2 separate regions of the Mus musculus genome follow, and region 1 is linked to region 2. A link is a contact called in ENCODE POLR2A ChIA-PET data. All regions are on one chromosome and are shown on one strand. Each heading gives the region's core, a stretch centred on a gene start or an enhancer-like site at or near the end of the contact. The rest is flanking DNA. Distances are from core to core; before and after follow the strand shown. Region 1 overlaps Rffl (ring finger and FYVE like domain containing protein). Region 2 holds the start of Cct6b (chaperonin containing Tcp1, subunit 6b (zeta)).

What was found. ChIA-PET counts read pairs that join two places held with the same protein, here RNA polymerase II (POLR2A).
Region 1: POLR2A ChIA-PET joins it to region 2 with 15 read pairs in Patski. The contact joins the enhancer-like site here to the promoter of Cct6b in region 2. POLR2A ChIA-PET finds 5 or more read pairs at or near these places in 3 of 5 experiments (Patski and embryonic stem cell).

What each region holds. Positions count from the first base shown.
Region 1 is chr11:82,842,361-82,849,080 of GRCm38, reverse strand. All of the region lies in intron 1 of Rffl (ring finger and FYVE like domain containing protein), which reads left to right. Among named protein-coding and RNA genes, the nearest start is that of Rffl, 25 kb to the left of the region's middle. Within about 2 kb of position 3,191, at least 3 of the 3 ENCODE cell types and tissues checked have a DNase peak (open chromatin) inside an H3K27ac peak, as active enhancers do.
Region 2 is chr11:82,761,323-82,767,858 of GRCm38, reverse strand. Cct6b (chaperonin containing Tcp1, subunit 6b (zeta)) reads left to right here and starts at 3,538. Exons shown (of 14, transcript NM_009839.3): 1 at 3,538-3,768; 2 at 5,608-5,671. The coding sequence starts at 3,632. It overlaps Zfp830 (zinc finger protein 830), which reads right to left and starts at 3,514. Exons shown (of 1, transcript NM_025884.4): 1 at 237-3,514. The coding sequence starts at 3,487. The coding sequence ends at 2,396.

The DNA of each region.
Region 1 (6,720 bases), core at 1,942-4,441, 82 kb before region 2:
TGGTTCTTGGAAATTTGGGTTTCACTGTTTCACTTTCAGAGAAAAGATGTGAATGTAAGATTAATTTTATTGTCGCTGGGCAGCAGTGGCTCACACCTTTAAATCCCAGCACTTGGGAGGCAGAGGCAGGCGGATTTCTGAGTTCAAGGCCAGCCTGGTCTACAGAGTGAGTTCCAGAACAGCCAGGGCTACACAGAGAAACCCTGTCTCAAAAACCCAAAAACCAAAACAAACAAAAATATTATTGTCAAGAAGAACTGTGCTGAGTGGCGGGCATACCTACAGTCTCTTCATTCAGGAGCGGAGAGAGGAAGATCATTCATTGAAGCCGGTCTGTGCTATATACAAAAGAAGTCTCCAAGAGATCCCGTTGAGTGCTCACCTACCTCCCAGGGTTTGAGGAGGTGGCTGGCCAGATTAGCTGGCCCATGAGCTTCTAGCTGATTATCCTCCCATTCCTGCTTTTGAGTGCTGAGAATACAGAGGTGTACACTGTATCCCTGCCTCTGGGACAGAGCTTAGCTTATCCAGTACCTACGGACCCATCTCCATGACCCCTGGGGTTTGTTTGAACTGTGTGTGTGGGAGAGGGGTTTCATGCTGGCCTAAAACTTAACTGTATACCCAGGCTAACCTCGTAATCATGTCCCGTCTCAGCCTCCTGAATGCTGGGATTACAGACATGCAACACCACACCCAGCTCATTTATTTTTTTTTATATGTACATATATACTGCAACGACCCATTTAAAAAAAAACCTATTAATAATTTTGGGAGGTGGGTTGTTTAAGTTTTAAAATTGGAAGAACTTAAATGACATAGCCAGTACTATTTTATTTCCACAGTCTCACAATTTTTACATAATCTCATAAAACCTCGTGTGCCCAAAGCCATTAGTTCAAATTTAGCATCTTTTATGAGCTCTTTCTTTTCCAGTGTAAAAGGAGGTCCAAGGGTGGAGTGAGGCCGTATTTTGGAGAAGTGGATTAAAGCTATCAGAATCTCAGGAGAAGGCTGGCCCTCCGTAGCTGAATGGAATCTTAGCAGATTGAGGAGTTCCGTGCTTTCAGTTGTTGTTGGCATGGTTCATGTCAGCTCCTAGCATGCATCCCACTGCCTAGATTTTTTACCAGAGTAGGAGGAGTGAATATAATAGTTTTGTAACCACACTGCTAAAAGAGGCTGGGCGTATGTGACCCTGGAGAGTTGTTTTATGTTAGTCTGTGTAGGGCTTATCCTCAGTTACAGAAGGATTCTCTGGAGTGTGGCTGGTGAGATAATAGGGGGACGCTGCTCTAACGATGCTATGCGTTATCCTTTGAGAAGGACTAATTAACACACTGTGGGGAAACTTGCCTTTACATACCTCCAGCTTCTAAATGGGCAACACTGACCAGGAGGGAAACCAGCCAGTGTTTGTAATACTTCCAGTGGCTGCCCTTCTGGAATGTCGCAGTTCTTTAGAACTGTGTGAATGGAACCAAACAGAACGTGTTTGTTGGCAGGGAGTAAAGTAGCAAGTTTTAAAGTCAGATTCTGTCTGCATGTATTTCTTGTTTGTTGGTTTGGGTATTTTGAGACAGGGTCTCACTATGTAGCCCTGGCTGTCCTGGAACTCACTGTGTGGACCAGGCTAGCCTTGAATTCACAGAAAGCCACCCTCCTCTGCCTCCAGAGTGCTGGGATTAAAGTCGTGTACCACACATGGCAGGTTTGCCTATGCATTTTAACCTAGCATTTATTGACTGGCAGCTCCATCCAGAGTTCACGACATCTGAAACGTACCTTGAAAGATGGAGGAGGCCAGGTGTAGGGGTTGTGAATGTCATTGCCAAGAGTTTCATGCATTTCTTCACCAGAGAACAAAAGGATCTGATAGGAACTTCAGTTTCTTGTCAAAGAATCCGGAAGCTAGGGTCATGGCTCAGTGGGTGAGAGCTCTGGCTCTTTTTCCAGAGGACTCAGTTCCTAGCACCTACAGTACATGGCAGCTTGCAGCAATCCATTAATTAACTCCAGTCCCAGAGGGTCTGATAGCCTCTTCTGGCCTTCTCAGGCATCATGTGCAAGTATGGTGCACAGACAGGAATTCAGGCAGATACCCATCACAGAAAATTAAAGCACCCAGATTGTGAGGCCTTGATCTTTGTGTGTGTGTGTGTGTGTGTGTGTGTGTAATACCAATGCCAATTCTAGCCTGTCAGGGTTAATTCAATAATAATGAATAGCTCTTAATGAGCCAGTTATTCTCAAATTGATTTATAAATAAACAGGCTAATAAGAAAGAATTGGGGCTGGAGAGATGGCTCAGTGGTTAAGAGCGCCGACTGCTTTTCCAAAGGTCCCGGGTTCAAATCCCAGCAACCACATGGTGGTTCACAACCATCCTTAATGAAATCTGATGCCCTCTTCTGGAGTGTCTGAAGACAGCTACAGTGTACTTACATATAATAATAATAATAAAATCTACAACCTGTATTTCTAAAAAAAAAAAAAAGAAAGAAAGAAAGAATTGATACACATTTAAGGACTTTGCTTTTTAAGGACGAATACTAAGGCCAACCTCCTATGTTCCTTAGGTATTCCAAAAATATGACAGTAGATGTTGTTACTTTAGCAGGGAGTTTGGCAACTAGGGAGGTAGAAAAGGACCCTGCTAGTTTTGTTTTAATGAGAGAAGTCTAGTTGTCTAAGGAAATAGAGAGGTCAGAGGAGGCTGGGTGGGAAAAGAGAAGCCAGCTGGTTAGGGCTGATAAAAAGTCAGCGGTCGGATTCCACCCGCCGCCAGGGACTAGGCTAGTTCTCCCAGCCCCCTGACCCCAATGTTACCCTTTACAAAGCAAAGCAACTTGTGTATCACCCTCCAGGGAAAATCTTCAGAGCTGTGAGCCTGCTACCTGCAGCAGCTGGCTGTGGGGAGCCTCAGGCTGTTCTGAGATGAAATTTCAGAAACTGGCCACCAGAGCTTCCCAGGTAGGGGCTCTAGCAGTGGGGGAAATGAGCTTCACCTGGCTCTCCCCCACCCCCAGGTGAATCTACCTTTGTCTCTTTGTTAGGCTGCAGTCGGTTGCTGCTGGCTCGGCTGGGCTGTTTGGGAAATGGGAGTTTTGCTGGCGTGAGTCAGCACTGCCCTGGGTGAAGCCTGAGCTCTGTTGCAACGTTGCTTACCAAAGCTCCGTCCCCAGGCGGCACCATTCACTGTCCCTGAGAGCAGCTGCTGCTGGCCCCTGAGATGATCTCATCCGAACATGGCTCCAGCGACCTCAGCCGCAGCTTCTTCGGGCAGCCCACTGTCTGCTGTGGCAGTGTTTTGAGACAGGCAAAAGCAGGTAACCCCAGATGGTTTTTCTTGGTTTCCTTAAGCAAGACTAGGCTGGGGGTAAGCACTGGAGAATTGTGCCTTCAGATGTGAATCAGGGCTTCTCAGTCCGGGAGTCTAAAGCCAGCTCTTCCATCTTCGAAGCCCTTAAGGGGGACACGTGTCCTTTCTAAGGGGATCTGGGTGTGTTAGACCTGAGCAGACCAATGACGTTTAAAAGCTATGTAGCTTCAGTCATATCTTAGTTCCCCTTTTCTGTTCTTTTTGTGTCTTACGAGAAACAGTTCGCTCAAGCTAAGTTAGAGTGAAAGGAAAGGCAGGCAGGTACATTTGCTCCCCTTCCTAGTACCTGGCTGCTGAGCTGTGGGCAACGCTGTCTACCATGGCTTCATGCCCACCATCCTTCCTCTGACCCGATGTGAAGAACAGCCTCCTCTCATTCCTGGTTCTGTTCGGGTCCCCGCATGCACGTCTCTTTCCTGTCCTTGCCTCTAGACTCTGTCTAAGTGACCTGGCAGGGTCATCTCTGGACACTCTGCCTCCTCCCCTGCGCTTCTCCCTGGCTCCAGGCTCTGTACACGTGTCTCAGAAACACCTGGGCAGCTCATTTAGCCCAGAAGTCACTTCTTGAAAGCAGCTGCTTACTTTCCAAGCCTGGGTGAGGCTCCTCCAGAGAGTATGCTATGGCTGCAGCCATAGAATGGGAATGTGGGAATCTTGTGTATTTTGTCACACACCACACTGTGATGGTGGTACATGGTTTCCTGCTCACGCTTCCCTGAACTTCAGCAGGGAGCCTTCACTTACCACCCCACCCCCACGCCCTCTGCCCTGCCTTCTATCCCGCCTGGCTGGCATACTACTGAGTGGTTCCCCAGCAGGCTTCATTTTCCCTTTCTCAATAGCCTATCATTTTTTCACTATCATAAATGTCAAGGTGCTGAAGGCTTTGACGTCTCCCATTCCCTCCAGGACCCTCAAATATGTTCATAAATTCAGCTACCCTCATTATATCTTTCTAGACTAGCAGTATTTCTCAGATTTGAGCCTTACTGGCAATTGGACAAACCTTGACAAACTGCTTGAGAGACATAGCCAAGCCCCCTCCCCACCCCAGTCCCGCTATCAAAAACCGCATAAGGTCACCGCGTACACAACTATACTGAACTCAGATGAGACAGGCAAAAGCAGGTAACCCCAGATGGTTTTGTTTCCTCAAGCCAGACTAAACTGGCTGTAGAAACTGGAGAACCCTTGGGCCCTCAGATGTGGATCAAGGGGTCTCAGTTTGGGAGTCCAAAGCCAGCTCTTCCATTCTTTGAAGTGATCCTTAAGCGGATGTTAGACCTGAGCAGGCTAGCCATTGTATACAAGGAATGTGGCATATCTATTGTCTTATATGCCATGTATATTGCTGTATGCTTGAACGTTGTTAATTATACCTGCCATCCTTTCATTTGTTTTTATATTCACATCCTCTAAATGTGGAAGACCTGTGGTTGCAAAGACCGGCTAGCTATATTGGAATACTGGTCAGAGGGCTTTCCTTCATCCTCAGTCACGGCTTTCAATGACAGATAAAACAAAATTCCCGTAGCCAGCCAGCGTGGCGCACGCCTTTAATCCTAACATTTGGGAGCCAGGAACAGGTGGATCTATGAGTTCAAGGCCAGCCTGGTCTACAGAGTGAGTTCAAGGGCAGTCAGAGCTACATATTGAGACCCTGTCTGGTGGTGGTGAGGGACAAGCATTTTTCCCCTTTATTTTTATGTGTATGGGTGTTTTGCTTGCATGTATGTATGTACACTATACACATACATGCCTGGTGCCTGCCAAGCCCTGAAGAGGGCATCAGATCCCCTCGGACTGCAGTTATAGTGAGTCACTATGTGGGTGCTGGGAATTGAACCAGGGTCCTCTAGAAGTACTTTTAACTGCTAAGCTGTCTCTCCAACCTCAGGAAACAGTTTTTACTGTTTTCTTTAAGCATTTTGTTTTCTTTAAGCACCCTACTGGCTTAGAGTTTTGTTTTGTGAATACTTACAGGCAGGGCCTGCCTTCTTCAAACATAGAGAATACTCTTTCCTAAGATGTCACATACCAAAGACAGACTGGTGCGAGTCCTGCTCAGAACTCTCATGGTTAGCTTCGGCAGACCCCCATCTTCTCCACTTGTTGCCCAAGACTTCTTAAACCATTGCTGCTTACCAGGATTTGTAAAGCACTTCAGACTTGACTCTGTCTTGTGGTTCCTCAGAACCAGCCTGCCTCCATCTCCCTTAGCTACCGTCACTGGTCATTGTCCATTCCCTGGCCATGACATAACCCTTTAGGGCAGTGGTTCTCAATCTGTGGGTTGTTACCCCTTTGGGGATGTCCAGAAAACCCTTTGGAAAACACAGATATTTACATTACATTCACAACAGTAGCAGAATTACAGTTAGGAGGTAGCCATGAAAATAACTTTATGGCTGGGGGGTCCTGAGAAACTGTATTAAAGGGAGGGAGGCAGCATTAGGAAGTTGAGGAGCACTGCTTTAAGGATTAATCCTTTCCCTAACAGCCCCTTCCGTGACTGACAGAATCTCATCCCCCAAAGATTTGTACATCTATGAAGTCTTTGACCTCCCAAGTTTCATAATTCTTCCTTATTTGGGTTTCTACAACTGTCTCCCTCCCCTCAATGTCCTTCCCCTCTCTTCTCTTCTCCCTCCTCTCCCCCCTTCTCTCTTCCTCCCTTCCCCCTTTCTTGTTCTCTCTCTCACTCTTGCACTTTCGATCTTATTCTCTAGTTATCTCATTCCTTGACTGACTTCAGGTCTTCAGTCTGGAGCCTGTTCTATCAGGCAGAGTGGCTGAAATGGGTCCCTAGGGATCACCCCACATTCTAAATGTCTTTATTGTCTAAATGTCTTTTAAGTGTTATAAGATCCATATGCTCTCATCAGATGGATGCTTTGGGTTCCTGTTGGATGAACGCAGACTCATGGCTGCTTGTTGTATGTTTCTCTTGCCATCTAGATGGTCACTCTGAGTTCATTTGACAATTGAAGGGCTTGCTGAAGTCTCGGCCCAGCATGCTGTCCTGTGTTCTTATTTTGTGTATATGTTTGACTGCCTGCATGTGCGTATGTGCATTGCATGTGTGCCTGGTGTCTTCAGAGGCCAGAAGAGAGCATCAGATCATGGCTTTGGAGTTAATGGCAGTTGTGAGCGGCCTGATGGGGTGCAGGAAACCAAGCCCAGGTCTTTTACAGGAGCAGCAGAGCCAGCTTAACCCCATTGCTTTTTTTTGTTTGTTTGTTTTGTTTTGTTTTAGTTTTTCAAGACAGGGTTTTTCTGTATAGCCTTGGCTGTCCTGGAACTCACTTTGTAGTCCAGGCTGGCCTCGAACTCAGAAA
Region 2 (6,536 bases), core at 2,289-4,788:
CACCTCTCAACACAGCCTCGTTCTTCCTTGCATGCTGAGATGACTGAAAATCCTCAGTGTGGGGGTCAGACATCTGAGGCAGGCGCACTTTTTGTAATTTTCAAACTGAAATAGCTAATAGTTGACAGTTAAGAATTCAGACTTTGTAGCCGGGCGTGGTGGCGCACTTTTTGTAATTTTCAAACTGAAATAGCTAATAGTTGACAGTTAAGAATTCAGACTTTGTAGCCGGGCGTGGTGGCGCACTTTTTGTAATTTTCAAACTGAAATAGCTAATAGTTGACAGTTAAGAATTCAGACTTTGTAGCCGGGCATGGTGGCGCACACCTTTGATCCCAGCACTTGGGAGGCAGAGGCAGGTGAATTTCTGAGTTCCAGGCCAGCCTGGTCTACAGAGTGAGTTCCAGGACAGCCAGGGCTACACAGAGAAACCCTCTCAAAAAACCAAAAAAAAAAAAAGAATTCAGACTTTGTGTCATAAGGAGCAAGATTATTAATCATGTGTGGCACATACCAAGTCAGACAATGTCTTCTTGGTATTCATACCTAAAAGAAAATCCTGGGCTGGAGATATGCTTCAGTGGTTAAAGAGCACTGATTGCTCTTCCAGAGGATCCGGGTTCAATTCCAGCATCCATATGGCAGCTCACAATGGCGTGTAAGTTCCAGAGGATCTGACACCCTTCCACAGACATACATGTAAGTAAAACACCAATGCATATTTAAATAAATCATTAAAAAAAAAAAAAGTCCTTTGACATTCCTATTCCTGTCCCTTCTACATTTTTTTCTTCTACTTCTAGTTACTAAATGTTAGCTCTTCCTGAGAAATTGTTATTCCCACCCTCTTAGTCCATAACTAATCAGTCGCTTAACTTTTGAAGTGTTGTGTACATAATTTCCCAGTTCCTTGTCCTAGACTTCTTCCATACCACACACTACAACTAGAATAACACCGAATTGTCACAGACTTCTTCAGTTTAAAAAAACCCAAATCCTCCATTTATTTCCACATTGCCTGTAAAAACAGTTCTTTAGAATTAAAGGATTTTTTTTTTTTTTTATTTTAGACAAGGTCTCACTACATAGTCCAGGCTGCATCTCCCTCAGCCTTCCAAAAGCTGCAATGTCAGGGGTGAGGCACCACATCCAGTTTTCAAGGCTTTCAGGCCTTTTCTTCTTGGTGGTTTTCCTTATAAAACCTGAGCTAGAATGGGTTAATATATGTAAAGTGCTTAGAATCCTGACTGGCCTAGGCTTAGAACAGTATGTCTTAGCTATTATAGTAAATTGGAAGATGCTGTATATAAAACACTCATCCTCCAAAGCAAGGAAAACTTTAAAATATCAATAACTAGAATAAGGTAACTGGCATTGCCTTACTAGCAACTTACCTATCTTCCTGCCATTGAAAGAACCTGTAAACACAAGCCTGATTTACCACAAAAATAAAATTTCCAACTCAATGGGGTAATATTTCCTTCATTTGAAAACTGGCTTGGTGGTGGGAGAATACTTGCCTAGCATTCCCATAGCTCTGATCTGTTTAGCAGCACTCGGGGGCAGGGAGTACAGTAAACTACAGAGCATGTTCAAGGAAAACAAAGCCTGAAAAATATATAGATAGGTTTTACACTTAAGGCAGCTGAATCTCCAACCTGGGCAAATACTAGAATAACCTGGGAATAGTCAAGAATATTGTCATCTGGATCCCATTTAATTTATGGAATCTTTTATGGTCAAAACCTCTTTAAGATGGGGCTCAGGCACTAAAGCTTCATAGGCGATTTGACATTCCATGAACAATCAAAAGTTTCACAGGTGATACTGATGTACAACTTAGCAATCATTGATCTTGTCAAAAGAAACACTGTGCTGGAGTCTGGACATCTGTATGCTTTTGAAAAAAGAATACCCATCCACTGCTTTATGAAGAATATGTGTTTATGAGTGGCCTTCTAAAAACAACCTTCCCAAAGCGCCAACCCTTGGAGTTTAAGGCTTGAAAATATATATACATCGAGGTCATATAAACATGTGTCTTTTTTATCTGACTAATATAAGGATCAAAACAGAGTGACTTATATAAATATATACTTAGCTATGTGCAATATTTACAACTTAGATTTTACAACTGAAAAACCACATTGAACCTGTAAAGATGAAAAAGTTGGCAATTTGTGGTTATAATTTCAAAAATGTCAAAAACGGTTTTACCTCAAACATTTTATAATAAATAGCACCGCACACAGTACCATCCCCAAAGTATTACTCCTCACTGGCTTACTTTATCCCAACAATTAGGGGTATCCAAGGTCAGAGGAACCCAAGAACTTGGACACAGCACTTTTTAAGGGACAGCGGGGACTGATGGAAAGCTTGGGTCTTCAAAACCTTACAGCAAAGCCCCCTTTACCCTCCAGTCCTGAGACAGCAAATCCTGTAATTCTCCTTCGTCGTCACTGTCCACATTCTCCTCTTCCTTTTTCTGAAGTTCTTTTATGGTCAAAACCTCTTTAAGTTTGTTTTTTATTTCATCCTGGCGATTCCGCAGCTTTTCCACTCGGCGGTAACATTCTATCTGCTCATCAATCTCTCCAATCTGCCGGTCCAACCGTCCCTCCTCATCCTCTTCAGCAACGATCGCTTCAGAGATAGTGTTGACTTGCCTCATAGCCTTTTGAAACTCGTCCCACTCTTTGTCCATCTGATCCTTTGGGGCATCCACCTTCCGGACCTTTGCATCTACCTCAGGGTCGTCGAAGAACCCTTCTGGTAATGCTTCGGCGGTGTTCTCTCTTCTTTCCACCACTTTTTCATGTATTTCTGCTTTCTCAATGGACCCTGAATGAGGAACTAAGGGGGCCTTGGGAGGATTTGTATTAAACGGATCGTTTGGCAGCACATTGCTTGTTGTCTCCCTCGGAGAGGCAAGCGAGTGTTCTTTGCCCTGTGCATCCGGAAGATGCTTGCTGCTGTCCCTTCTTTCTTCTCCACCTCCCTCTTCTTCCTCCTCTTCCTCATCGTCATAATCAGGCAGTAAACCGAGTCCAGGTTTACTGGGGGCCGCCCTAGCGGCATCCAAGTTGGCGGACGAGGCTGAGGTGGAGGGCTGTACCTGAGGTCCCGCGGAGGCCTTGGCTTTCTTGGCGTCTTGGCTCTCCACATCCGTCGCTCTCCTCTTGGTGGCCTGAGGTACAGTGCCGGTCGACGGGCCCTGGGTTGCTCCTTTGGCGCCTTTCAGCTCCGCTACTCTCTCCCGGTGCTGCTTTCCCAGAACATGGGTCTGCCACAGGAGCTCGCTCTTGACCGGGGTGTTACACAGTGCGCAGCTCAGCTGCCCCAGACGGTTGTACTTGGCGAATGGAGATTCGATCCTCTTCCGGTTGGTGCTCAGGCGCTGCTTCTCCCTCATCAAGCGCCTCAGTTCTTCCTGATTCACCACTCGCTTCCCAGCCGGAGTCCGAGTAGAGGTGGAGGACGCCATGTTTGCGCCCAGGACTCAGGCGAGTCTAGCTTCCGAGGCGTGATAGCGTCACTTCCTGTTATGGCGCCGATTGGCCCACACTCAGGAGTGTGGGCGTGGCGCCAGGGTTCGGAGTCGGCAAGTTTGGGGCTGGACTGTTGAACCATGGCTGCGATCAAAATCGCTAACCCTGGCGCTGAAGTGACCCGGAGCCAAGCGGCCTTGGCTGTGAACATCTGCGCCGCCCGTGGGCTGCAGGATGTGCTGCGTCCCACCTTGGGTCCTAAGGGCGCGCTAAAAATGTGAGATGCCGCTAGAGTGTGCGGGGTGTCGCGGCTCACTCTGATTCTGATGCTGATCAGTGAAAACCTGTGAGCAATGCTGCGACATTTAGACACCCGGTTTCCTCTCTCTCACTCCTGCTCTTAGGATTCTCTAGCCGAGGAAGAGAGCGCCTCCCCGAAGAAAAGACTCCGTCAATAGAAACTGTTAGCCTTGTGCGCGCGCTCAGCAGACGTTGGGCTGCAGCTCCGCCGCAGGCAGTATTGTTTTGACGTGGTGGAGTGGTACTGGCTTTGGAGCTAGGCAGGCATAGGTTCAAATTCAAGTTCCATTATCTTCCAGCAGTTGGGACTCTCCGCACCTACAGTTCTTCATGTTTAGTCATCCATTTGGACATATGTTTATTTAGCACCATTGTTTTACGAAGAAAGAAGAGTAGGGGAGATCAAAAGGTCTCTTGGGAAAGAGACACCCTGAGAGGAATGAGCAAAGTAGCGTTTATAGTAAACGAGTCCACTTAACACTAGATGCTGGAAAAACAGATGGGATAGTTTCTGTCCTTTCCTTTAAAAACCTGATTTATATTTACGTGTGCACATCTGTCTGAGTTTATGTGCATCAGGTGTGAGCAGATGCCCCCAGAGGTCAGAGGGTGACAGATCCCTAGAACTCGAGTTATAGGCAGTTGTAAGCCATTTGATATGGGTGCTGGAGACCAAGCTCAGATCCTCTTCAAAAACAATAAGTGCTTTTTAACTGCTGAGCCATCTCTCTAGCCTTTGAGATGGTATCCTTAAAGTGACATGGCAGTGACAGGTATGTCAATTATATAGAGATGCAAATGATTTTACAGAGGAAAGGGCCCAATTACCGATGATTGAAGGAAAATCCTCTCAGATATCAGGGGATGTTTGATCAGAGTTGTAGAAGAATGAGTGACAGGAATCAAGACCTCCTAGTGGTGTAAATCCACCAGAAATAAACATTATAATGCATTAAGGGAACAGAAAGACCTACTGTGGGAATAATGGTGGATGGAACAGGAGAGTTTGGAAAAGGCCAAGTATGTTACTGATAAATTACCTGGATTTTTATCTTGAAGATGGTAGAGAATGTAACATCTTTGAAGGATTGGTGATCAGGAAACTGAATCCCATTGCCTTTTAGAAAGATGTAGCATGGAGGGTTGATTCAAATTAGGAGACAAGATGCTGTCTAAGCAGTCTAGGAAGGATAACAATTAAATTGGAGAGAGATGTCCAAAGGCATTTTAATTGTAGAATTGACTAAGCTTGGTGATTTAATAAATGCAAGGCACTAGACAACTAAATTCAGTGGCTGAATCATGACATTCACCAAGATAAAAACCTACAGAAATTTGTAGATTTGTACTCTGTTTCATACTTTTAAAAAAATATTTATTTTTATCATGTATACAATGTTCTACTTGCATGTATGCCTGCATGCCAGAAGAGGGCACCAGATCTCATTATAGATGGTTGTGAGCCACCATGTGGTTGCTAGCAATTGAACTCAGGTCCTATGGAAGAGCAGCCAGTGCTCTTAACCTCTGAGCCATCTCTCCAGCCCTGTTTTATACTTTTCATTAGCCAACATGTATAACTCATCAGCTCGTGTTTAAACCATAAATGCTCTGTTTGGAATGAAATTACTGTAAGGTCATCCGGGAGAACTAATCCCATGAGACGCAAGTGGCAGTCACTACCACATGTCACCACGTGGCTCAGTGTAGCGTTTCCAAGCCCAGTCAACTGTTTTTAGGACCATAAATGGCAAGAACTCGGGAGGGTTTGTTGATTCTTGGCTTGTGTAGTTAAGCACCATTGTCCTTTTTACAGGCTTGTTTCTGGGGCAGGTGACATCAAACTCACCAAAGACGGCAATGTACTGCTTCATGAGATGGTGAGCCAATGCTCTTTGTCATTTTCTTTTCTCAGACAGGAGCTGCCTATGTAGCCCTGGCTGGCCGCAAATTCACAATTTCCTCTCCCCTTCTTGCCTGCCTCAGCTTCCTGAGTGTTGGATTCAGGTATTAGATGCAGTGCCGAGCTGCTGCTGGCTATGATAAATTGTATAAGCTTTAATTAAGAACATGGCACATGGGCTGGGAATGCAGCTCAGGGATAGAGCACTTCCCCAGCATGTGCAGGACTCTAGGTTCAACATTGGGGTGGGGAAGGTACACTCTGAAAGTTCGTTTGTTTGTTTGTTTATTGCAGGCCGGAGAGATGACTTAGTGATTAAGAGCTGTTTTCCCAGAGAACTTGGGATCAATTTCCAGAACCCATATGGGAGGCCACAACTCTGTACTCCAGTTCCTCACATAAGCATACATTCAGGCAAAACACCGATGCACATAAATTAAAGAAAAAAAATTTTTAGCTGGGCTTGATGGTATATGCCTTTAAACCCAGCACTCCAGAGGCAGAGACAGGCAGATCTCTGAGTTTAGGACTATCCTGTTCTACAGATCAACTTCCAGAACAGCCAGGGCTACACAGAGAAACCTTGTCTTGAAAAATATATATATATATATTTTTTTTTTGCAATGCTAGAGATTGAGTGATGCACCCTCATATACTGGGCAAGTGCTCTTTACCACTAAGCTACACCTTCAACCTTACCCCCCTCCCCCATCTATCTATTTATCTATCTATCTATCTATCTATCCATGTATATATATATATATTTATTTCATGTATGTGGGTATACTGTTGCTGTCTTCAGACACACCAGAAGAGGGCTTCAGATCTCATGGTTGTGAGCC